Linked DNA regions of Homo sapiens: region 2 is linked to region 1. Evidence: chromatin loops called from intact Hi-C (ENCODE). Cell type or tissue: A673. All regions are shown on one strand. Each heading gives the region's core, and the rest is flanking DNA. Links, peaks and the distances in the headings are about the cores only. Region 1 has its middle 160 kb from the start of NEBL. Region 2 overlaps NEBL (nebulette).

What was found. A loop is a pair of places that touch in the nucleus more often than their neighbours do. Peaks named below come from ENCODE experiments on the same cell type or tissue, not always from the same donor. Only the 100,000 strongest peaks of a DNase experiment are listed, where the experiment ranks them.
Region 2: a loop joins it to region 1, with 5 times the contacts of the local background. A loop is called at or near these places in 1 of 110 quality-filtered maps.

What each region holds. Positions count from the first base shown.
Region 1 is chr10:20,739,538-20,744,923 of GRCh38, reverse strand. No RefSeq gene overlaps it. Among named protein-coding and RNA genes, the nearest start is that of NEBL, 160 kb to the left of the region's middle. In A673, for the core only: no CTCF peak of the experiment used is centred there; no DNase peak of the experiment used is centred there.
Region 2 is chr10:20,791,120-20,796,505 of GRCh38, reverse strand. All of the region lies in intron 26 of NEBL (nebulette), which reads left to right. Among named protein-coding and RNA genes, the nearest start is that of NEBL, 100 kb to the left of the region's middle. In A673, for the core only: no CTCF peak of the experiment used is centred there; a DNase peak (open chromatin) is centred at 3,055.

The DNA of each region.
Region 1 (5,386 bases), core at 68-5,067:
AAACCACAGTAACATTTTTGAACAGTTTTGCACTCTCAAAGTAAGGCTCCAGTAGGGGATACCTTCCATCTATACGTGGACGTCATTGGTACAATGACTTTCCTGTTTTACATGCAATCAGTGAGCCAAGAGAGTCTTCAAAGGCCTTTTTCCAAAACTGCATTTTCCCCCTGAAATATTCATTTAAGTAATTTAGCTACCTACCCCAGGCTCATGATGAATTTTTTAGATAATTACTTTAATTCTCTGCTTCATTTTGCTAATGTAGAGCTGGCCTCTGCCTGTAGATTTATTGCCAGCTTCATGTTTTTCAGGGAACAAGAATTACTAAACGGTTGATTGTTTCATTGAGGTTACTGTGGAGGCACTGGAAACAGCTACATATCTTCATATCCTACAATTAGATTCTCTTTATCATGAGTCTGATGATTGGAGACAGTAGATACAACTTGCACGTGGGAATGTGTGGTGAGGGAAGGAAACCTACAAACTCACTGGATAAAAGTCACTGTATGAAGCTCCAGATATTATTGTTTTTAAATATTGCATTTCCATCAAGCTGTCATGTTTAATTCTTCCAAAAATCAATGAAATATATATGTCTGTTTTTCAATGATTTGCTAAACATGATATAAATGAATGTTTCCTTCAGTGTGACTTGATACCTAATAAATGTCCACTAAATACAGCCAAGCATCTTTACCGAAGTTGTTCTGACTCGGGACTGACTCTTCTTCATTCTATTTAGCTAGTGTAATTTGATGTGACAGTAGCTGGAGGCACTGTGGATGGCAGCTGTGAAGAGGAGGAAAGCATGCAGAACCAGGACATGAGTGATGCCTGAATGTGGCTTCGTGATAAGAGTTAGTGATAAAAGGAATCCACATTGTAAAAATCCGGTGGCACCTTAGGTCCGTTAGTGAGATAAAGAAAGAAATATAACTAAGCCTCAGGAACATCAAAAGCTGAAACATAACAGTAGGATTATGGGCAAAGGACAAGAGAGAAGCCATATATTTCAGAAATTGTTTTGGGGCTCTGCATATTGCCTGAACCACATATATCAAGCTTTATTTGATCTCATCCCAAAACATTTATGCAATGTAAGTGATGGGAAGTGAGCCGGCTTTACATTCATTCTCATTTTTCAAAGGTACTTACCTCTTGAAATACACACCTGGAATTTCTGCAAAGGAAGAAGGAAGGGTTTCTAAGCCCCTAACCTTAAAACTGTTTAAATGGCCACATTAAAAAAAAAGTTAACAAAGTCTTTAAGAGACCCTAAATCTCATTGAAAGCAACACCCTGTAGAAATTGTAGTCACCACTGATGCCAACACAATGTTCTATTTTAAAGTTCCCAGCATCCTTAATTGAACTATTACTAAACCTAACAGTTGGTGCCTACAATTTTTCTTTGACCTTCAGTGACTTCCACCCTTTGGGTATAGCAACACTAGCTGGTGAAGCTGAACTTTTCCAGGCTCTTAGACTCTTTTGTGCTAAGAAGGCAAAGCAGACATTTGGCTTCTAAAATATTCGGTAATGCTTCAAATATTTTCTAGATGTCTGGGCCTGGGCTGGAGTCTCTTAGAAGGATCCAACCTGACCCCATTATCTGAAGTATTTAATTTGAATGCCACTCAATACAGTATTGTGGCAAGCATTTCTTTTCTTATTTAAGGTTATTGCTGAGCTATGGTTGTTTACATGCGGCTGAAAAAGATGATTTGTTTATCTGAAATTCTTTCTGCTACTACAGCCACCAGCAGCTGTTCCTTTGGAAGCAGATAGTGATATTGGACTTTGTTTGCAACTTTGCCTCTTAGACACCTTGTCTACATTGCAGCTTTTTGCTTTTATTCACTCAGTTGCCTAATCCAGAAAACTGGACACCATTCTTGACTTCTTCTCCTTTGCATTGCGTCTAATGGTCCATGTAGACAAGTGAGCCATTTCTTTCTCTTATCCTGTCCTAGTGACGTCATTTCCACTTTAGAAACCTGTCACTGTTAGGACTGTTAAATTAAGTTTAGCCTAAAGCTGCCTCCTTACTTATTTTACATTTGGCCTAATGTTTTATCCTATGTAGTGAACTATAACCTAACTAGATGTGTAAACAGACTGGAACCTACTTTTATGCCAATCATTGAGTTTTGGCTGATCAAGGATAGCCAACTGTTCAAACTGGGTTTGAATAAGGCCAATGCCGAGCTGTAACCACCCAGCTGTTTCTGTATCTCACTTCCATTTTTTTTTGTATGCTACTTGTCACTTTCTTTTGTCTGCCCATAAATTTTCTCATAAGGCAGGCTGGAGTTTCTCTGGACCTACTCTGGCTCAGGAGGCTGCCTGATTCGTGAATTGATCTTTGCTCAGTTAAACTCTGTTAAATTTAATTTGTCTGAAGTTTTTCTTTTGTTTTCCTTTTTTGGGACAGAGTCTCACTCTGTAGCCCATGTTGGAGCGCAGTGGCACGATCTCGGCACACTGCAACCTCTGCCTCTGGGGTTCAAGCAATTCTCCTGCCTCAGCCTATCGAGTATCTGGGATTACAGGTGCCTGCCACCACACCTGGCTAATTTTTTGTATTTTAGTAGAGATGGGGTTTCACCATGTTGCCCAGGGTGGTCTTGAACTCCTGAGCTCAAGCAATCTGCCTGCCTCGACCTCCCAAATTGTTGGGGTTACAGGCATGAGCCACTGCACCTGGCCTGAAGTTTTTCTTTTAACGGGATGAAGCCCAATTTTCTTAGCTCTGACTCTCCCCCAGCTTCCTTTGTTCTCACTTTCCTCCCTCTGTGCATTCCTGCCCTGCTGAGCTAATCTCGGTGTCTCAAACATGCTATGATCTTTCTTACTTTCAGGTCTTCAACTGTGTTGTGCCTTTTGCCCGCAACTTCTACTTTTTCCTCCCTTGGCTAATTTGTCCACATCCTCTAGGTCTTGGTCTAGGTGATTCTTTTGCCTTGAGGCTTGCTTTCACACTTCCCTAACACGCAAACATGCCTGTATCACACAGCTACAGTAAGAGACACAGATCATCTCTCCCCTGGGTTCATCTGAATCTAATGCTCTTGTCTCATCCACTGTGTCATTCTGCAGCTTCAAAGAAGTATAGCTTTGGTTTTTGTCCCCTAGGGAGCTTGCATGAGGAGGATGGAGAAACATTTGCTTGTCTAAATCCTGGCAAGGCCTGTCTTCTGTTTTATTGTCTTATACATCAGTGGTCATGCTCTCATTCCTTCAAATATGATTTTAAAAGTTCCTGCTATCTTTTCTTCTGCTTTTCTCTTTCTTGTGGTAACTGTGTTTGTCCATTCTCATGCTGCTAATGAAATATACCCGAGACTGGGTCATTTATAAAGAAAAAGAAGTTTAATGGACTCATAGCTCCACATGGCTGGGGAGGCCTCACAATCATGGCAGAAGGTGAAGGAGGAGCAAAGCCACATCTTACATGGCAGCAGGCAAGAGGGAGAGTATGCAGGAGAACTACCCTTTATAAAACCATCAGATCTCATGAAACTTATATCACAAGATCAGCATGGGAAAACCCACCCCCATGATGCAATTACCTCCCACTAGGTCCCTCTCATGACATGTGGGGATTATGGGAACTACAAGTCAAGATGAGATTTGGGTGAGAACACAGCCAAACTACAGCCAAACCATATCAGTAACTTCAGTTTCTAACATATTTGGAAAGGATGGCATTCACAGAACTTCCCTTTGCTCTATAGACCAAATGATAAGTAACCAGGCCCTTGAGGCTGTAATAGCTGAGCCCTTCATAATTTAAGTTTGTTTTATGAATATCGATATTATGACTTATATGTGTAGCTGATAACTCAGGTCTATTGCTGGGCCATGGCAACTGGATAGGTTAGTGTTTCCTAAACCAATATCCCAAGAAATAGATATCTCAAGCAACATTTAATTTTAAAAAACCTCTTCTGATCAAATATATTTGGCTGGAATAGTATACTGTAACTACCTTTATACCTTTCTAGGAGATATTTCTAGCATGGGAATTCTTCTAGAATAGAAATTGGCTTAAGAAAAATCTTGTGTTTTCCCCACAATGAAACAGCTGGTCAGTGACAAAGCTGATAAAAGCACTCAGGTGTTCTGTGACTATCACTGCAGCTGTTTATACAGATGAGGCCACTGTAACCCTGAATCTTCCTGGCTAAAAATTACAGAAGCTTGGAAGATGCAGTCACCCTTCCAGACCACAGGTATCAAAGGCAGGGGAGACAGACACTGTGACATCCTGAGCCAGTCCCTTAAAACATAATAGTCCAGTGAACAGAGGAGGATCATCTGGGAGCCAGTCTCTGGGAAAATGACTCTCGATACCAAATCAAGTTTCTTGGCTAAGACTCCATTTCAGAATAGAATTACTTTGTGTTTTCTTCAGCTGTGTTCTCAAAGTAATCACATTTTAAAAGAAGACACAATCATCCCAGCACCCATCTCATAGGATAAAACATTGAGATTTGAAGATCCGTTTCCGTCCCCCATCACCCATTATGACCATTGCACACATGGCCGACAGATGCCGTGTATTAATCAATGACATCTTAAAGGATGGTTTCTGTTACCAATCATCTCCCTTCCTGAGTTCCAGGACAGCACAATACTTTGCAACACCGTGAACTCCAGCCAATTTGATGATCTAGTACATGAAGGTAATAAATCAAAGGGTAGGTGCTTCTAACCATAATAAAATATGGACCCGGCTATTTATAGATATCACAATAAATATTGGGAGATATTAAAAATTATCAAAAATGTAGTTCAGCAAATGTTGCCACAACGACTAGCAATTTAGTTAAATATCTCTAGCCAAAAAAAGATTTAGAACCTCAAAGAGAAGGGATTTATAGAGTCTAGTAAGAGCAGTTATATATTTGCTGTCAAGGTTAGGATGCTCTACTCTGAGGCTGTGGGGTTTGTGGTGAAATGAAAGCTGTTGGCTTGATAGAACACAGGGATAAGGAATTATGCCCAAAGGTAGGACAGATATGCACATATACTGTACCTAAGGAGGTGAAAAATTTGCTTTCACTTAACATTTATTATATTTCCACCATGCCCTAGATTCCGGGAGAAACATACAAGATAAATGGGGTAGAGACTTTGCCCTCAAAGAATTTATTTCTGGTGGAGGCGAGACCACATGCACATAATAAAGGCAGGCAGTAAGAGGTATTAGAGGGAAGTGTGGGCTGTGGAAGTTTAGAGATGGGAGCAGTTACTTTCTTTTGGAAGGGAAGGTGGCTCTCATAAAGGAGAAGGCAGAGTTTGGAGAATGGGTGAGTTTTGATATGTGGGGGTGGGAAGAAGGGCATTCCAGATGGGGTAAATGAAACTGCCTTTGC
Region 2 (5,386 bases), core at 295-5,294, 51 kb before region 1:
TTTGTGAGGCTAATTAAGTTTAACTGGTGGAAAATTAAAAATACAACTAATGTTGTGTGTTTTTTCAATATTTAGGAACTGCAGAGTCCCCAAGATAATATTTTAGAGAAGTTTTTTTTTTTTTTTTTTTTTTTTTTTCTTGTTTTAGACTGAGTTTCACTCTTGTCACCCCAGGCTGGAGTGCAATGGTGCAATCTCGGCTCACTGCAACCTCTGCCTCCTGGGTTCAAGCGATTCTCCTCAGCCTCCTGAGAAGCTGGGATAACGGGCGCCCACCACTACGCCCTGCTAATTTTTGTATTTTAGTAGAGGTGTGATTTCACTGTGTTGGCCAGGCTGGTCTCGAACTCCTGACCTCAAATGATCCGCCCGCCTCAGCCTCCCAAAATGCTGGGATTGGAGGCATGAGCCACCGTGCCCAGCCTAGAAGTTCTCATTTGAGACAACTAAGTCAAATATATCAATGAAGTGCTGAAATGTAATGTCTGCATATGTAGTTTAAAAAGTACAAAGTATGTATGTTTCCTTTTGCAGTTCACAGGCAATAAAGAATCTTTAATCCATTAATATTTAAGGAATATTATAAACCTGGTTATTTATATTTGGGGAAGAAAATGGTTAAAAATCTCATGGAATTAATTGTATTTTCAACTAAATCTTTCATATATTGGTGACAGCATTGCTTATTCTAATACTGATGGTGGGAGATCTTTTTCAGGCAGCGTTGTACACAGTGACTTTGAAGATTGTTAGGTGCCATCACTATGCAGCTGTTGTCACTCAGTGGGAATGTGGTTGAAGTCACATTAGGAGACGTGATATTGAACATAGGCTTGAAATTTATCATACAAGATAAGGCGACTAAATATTTGCCCTGGATAAAATAGGTTGGTATTGGCAATGGGAAAAAGAAAAATTAATCTGACATACACACACACACACACATTGCACACGCACACTCTCTCTCCCCAGAGACTTGTCAGATGCTAAAATGACTCTTACAATAAATCTAAAAGTCATTGCTTCAGAAATGATGCTACTTTATTTGAGTTTGCTTTTCCAAAAGTGGGTGAATTTCTGCCTCTACAATTTCTTCCAGAGATGTTTTAGCATACCTCATCAACCACATACACATAAACTTCTGGTTGGATGTTTACCACACATATACACACAAATTAATGACAAATAGAGTAACCTCTATGAGCCTAACAAGCCTGGCTGGCACATATCCTGTGCATTTAAACTCATTTTTCTTTACCTTTCCCTCTTTCTCACTTCTACTGCCCCAAGCAGGAAGGGTTGACCGCCTCCTTTTCAAACTTCAGATCCAGTCTTCTTACTCCTAGAATCTTCTCTGCTCAACATGCCATAGTACTCTTACACTTTTCTGAATTCACAGTGGTTATTTTGAAATTAATCTCACACTGTTTTGTCATTTCTTCTGTAATAATTTAGGTTTAGTATAGTCAAGAGTTTGGGTTCTGAAGTCAGATTTTTGGCATTAAATTCTGGCTCCCCCTCATTTCTGATATTTGACCAAATTACTTAATCTGCTAACCTTCAGCTCCTTTGTTGGTGAAAAGAAGATTGTGGTGACAGTTACACCAACTAAAGCATGTGACATCCTAAGCGCAGGGCTGGAACATTGTAAGGAAAAAAACCGAACATCCCAAATTGCCCGAGACTAAGGATGTTCCTGAAAAGCAGAACTTTAAGAGCTAAATTAGTAAAATCTTGAGCTAACGGGGTTGTAAGCATTTTACTTATATTATTAAACTTTTATTGTGTGCAGATTCAGTATTCCTGGGGAAGTAGAGTCTTATGTTACCTCTTTCCCCCACTAACTTTCACAGGGGTATACACCTGAGTGCTTAAATACTTTTATGTAGGTTGCATTTTCTTATAAAGATGCAGGTTGCACAATATGAATATGCTTAATGTCAAACAACTGTACACTTAACGATTAAAAGGATACATTTATGGTATGTATATTTCACCAAAATAAATAGATTTGCAATCTTAAAGTAATAATGGCGATAATTGTTTTATCACTATAAGTAGTATGTATTACTGTAGTATGGTCAGCAGTAAGCAGGATATAGTATATACTATAAACAGGATACATTATAGGAATAGAAATAACATTTAGCTAAAACTAGAAAATTAAAACAAAGATAATATGAGAGTCTAGAAGAGGAGAATTGATTATTAGGATCCTAGCATTGGCTTGAGAGAGGATTTTTGATTTTGCAAAGATATTTTAGGCTGTACACTTCCTCCTTCCTCTCAGCTGATGACCGCCAGGTCCTGCTCTGCTCCACCCCAAGGAAATGGGGTCCGCTTCCCCTCGCCTCGTGGCACTGGCTTTCCCAGGAATGTTGCACGCTAACCTCCAAATTATTCTACAATGAGCTTTCTCTTGACTTGGATTTCTTCCTGCAGTCCCAGGCTGCTTCCCGAGGCCCAGGTTCAAACATTCGCCTCCACAGATATTGGAAACAAAGCACTGGGGGAAAAGAGGGAATTGGGGAAATAGCATGTTTAAAATAGAGCCACATATACCCCTAAATTCCTGTCAAATGGGGGTGAATGAAGCCCGCCAGTTCGGTAGGTCCGCATTGTGGCTGCTCATTTGAAAAAACAAGACACCAGCCAGACACAGTGGCTCACTCCTGTAATCCCAGCATTTTGGGAGGCCAAGGTGGATGGATGGCTTGAGCCCAGGAGTTTGAGACCAGTCTGGGAAACATGGAAAAACCCCATCTCTATGAAAAACACAGAAAAATGAGCTGGGTGTGGTAGCATGCACCTGTAGTCCCAGCTACTTGGGAGGCTGTGGTGGGAGGATCGCTTGAGCCTGGGAGATGGAGGCTGCGGTGAGCTGAGATGGCATCACTGCACTCCAGCCTGGGTGACAGAGCCAGATCCTGTGTTAAAAAAAAAAAAAAGAAAAGAAAGAAAGAAAAATAAGACACCATTATGCAATTTCCTTTACCGCCACCCTAGATTCTGATTTATTATAATTGGTGTGGGGGACCTGAACGTCATATGCAGTCAGGGTTGAAAACACTGCAAGTAACTGATTCTTCCTCTGTCCTCAGTCCTTAATCTCCTGTCCTTCCTTTCCAGGGTTTGTTGCTCCTGCTGAAACTGAAGATTTAACATATAAAACAGTAATGACTGCTTTTATTTTTAAATGATTCCCAAAGCTTGAGCTTAATTATTTTGTATCACGATGATTAGGCATGTCTTTAAAACTTGGTGGTTTTAACTCAATTATAGAGCACTTCATTTTTATATTGAAGTCTGGGTATTCTTAGTTTATTATGCAGTAAGCCTGTTTCTTCGGCACTTCCCTATTCAGAGCTTATAATTAAGAATCTGCAAACTAAAATCTAGAGGCAATCTGGCTTGCTTCTGTATCCTGCAGGGAAGGAAAAGGGGTTTCTGTAGTGCTAAGAATCCTTTCAGATTAAAAAATAGCATCTTGTTTCTAGATTGCATATAAACTTTGTGGACTTAACTCCCACTTATGTCTTGTGATCAGATGTGAATAGGACTTGAGGCTTTGACATGAAACTCTCAGTGACACGTGTAAAAGCAATTTGAGCAGAAAGGTCCATACCATGGCCGTGTGTTATAACCAAGCAGCACAGCCACCTTGCTCATGGACTAGACAGGAGTTTTGTTTTTTTTTTTTTTGAGACAGAATTATTTTGCTCTTGTCACCTAGGCTGGAGTGAAAAGGCACGATCTCAGCTCACTGCAACCTCCTCTTCACAGGTTCAAACAATTCTCCTGCCTCAGCCTCCCAAGTAGCTGGGATTACAGGTACCTGCCACCAAGCCCAGCTAATTTGTAATTTTAGTAGAGTTGGGGTTTCACCATATTGGCCAGGCTGGTCTCGAACTCCTGAGCTCAAGCAATCTGCCTGCCTCGGCCTCCCAAAGTGCTGGGATTACAGGCGTGAGCCACCATGCCCGGCCAGGACTAGACAGGATTTAACTAGGATCTAGTTCATTATTTAATACTTACTTCAAAACTAGCAGCATAGTCCTACTTTCTCTTTTAGCAATTCCTCTCTGATTGTCTAAATAGGGGTTCTTTGTCCTAAAAAGAAAAACAAAACCTCATTAAGTTATTTGACATACATTAGCTGATAAAACAGTAGTCAAGTGTTAGAAAATATGACAATAATTGCATTGTGTCCTAGACTCTTTATTGGGAAATTTCTGAATGGTGATTTTCTCCCTTTTTCTGGATTTTTTCAAAAAGTAAGCCCATAGGAAAAAACCCAAATTATTTTCTCTTTTCACATTACATCTATAGTTAAAGTACCATTTTTTTCTTTTTCTTTTTCTTTCTTTCTTTTTTTTTTTTTTCTATTTGGAATTTGGCCATCGACTGTATCTCTATAGTCATTGAGGGGCCTTCAAAACCTTCACCTTTTCTTTGATGACTTGAAACCTTAACTGTGGCTTCACTGCACAAATAATTTTTTTGCTGCCTTCCTGTTCAATCTCTCAGCCTCTGTTGTATTTTGTTCTGTAAAGTGGGAATGGTATCTGTTTTAGATAGTTGTTGCAGTAATTAAATGATGGCATACAAAGCACCATGAACACCAAGGACACTTAATCATATTCTCTTCTTTCACGCACTCTGCGTACATCCCCCCCAGTGAACTTCTTTTTGAGTACTCTTCAACGTTTCTTGTGGGTACATTTCTTCCTTTCATTTACTCTAATCTTTGTGTATTTACGTATATTTCCTCTTTTCCAGTTTCAGATTTGGTGAGCCTCTTAACATGTTCTTAGCATGGTGCAGTGCTCACGCCCATAATCCCAGTGCTTTGGGAGTCTGAGACAAGATAATTGCTTGAGACTGGGAATTTGAGACTAGGTTGGGCAATGTAGCAAGATCCTGTCTGTAGGGAAAAAAAAAAATCAGCTGGGCATGGTGGCGTATGTCCAGCTACTTGGGAGGCTGAGGCAGGAGGATCGCTTGAGTCCAGGAGTTTGAGGCTGAAGTGAGCTGTGATCACATCACTACTCTACAGCCTGGGTGACAGAGTGAGACCCCATCTCAAAAAACACAAACAAACAAAAAAACAAAACTTTTCTTCCTCCCTTTTCATCTTCTCTTTTATGATCTTCACATGTATTCACTTCTTTATCTTGGTTTTATCTCTTTCCATTTTAATAATAACCATTAAGCAGAAAATAGCCTATCTGTGGAAGTACTTTATTGTACAGTAGAAGAGACATTTTGATGTTATAAATGTTGTAGAATATTCCATATAGAGCCTGAAATGCTTAGAGCTTTAGACAGCTTCTAGATCTTTGGTCAATAAATCTTACCAATGTGAAGTGAAAGTTGAGTCACACTT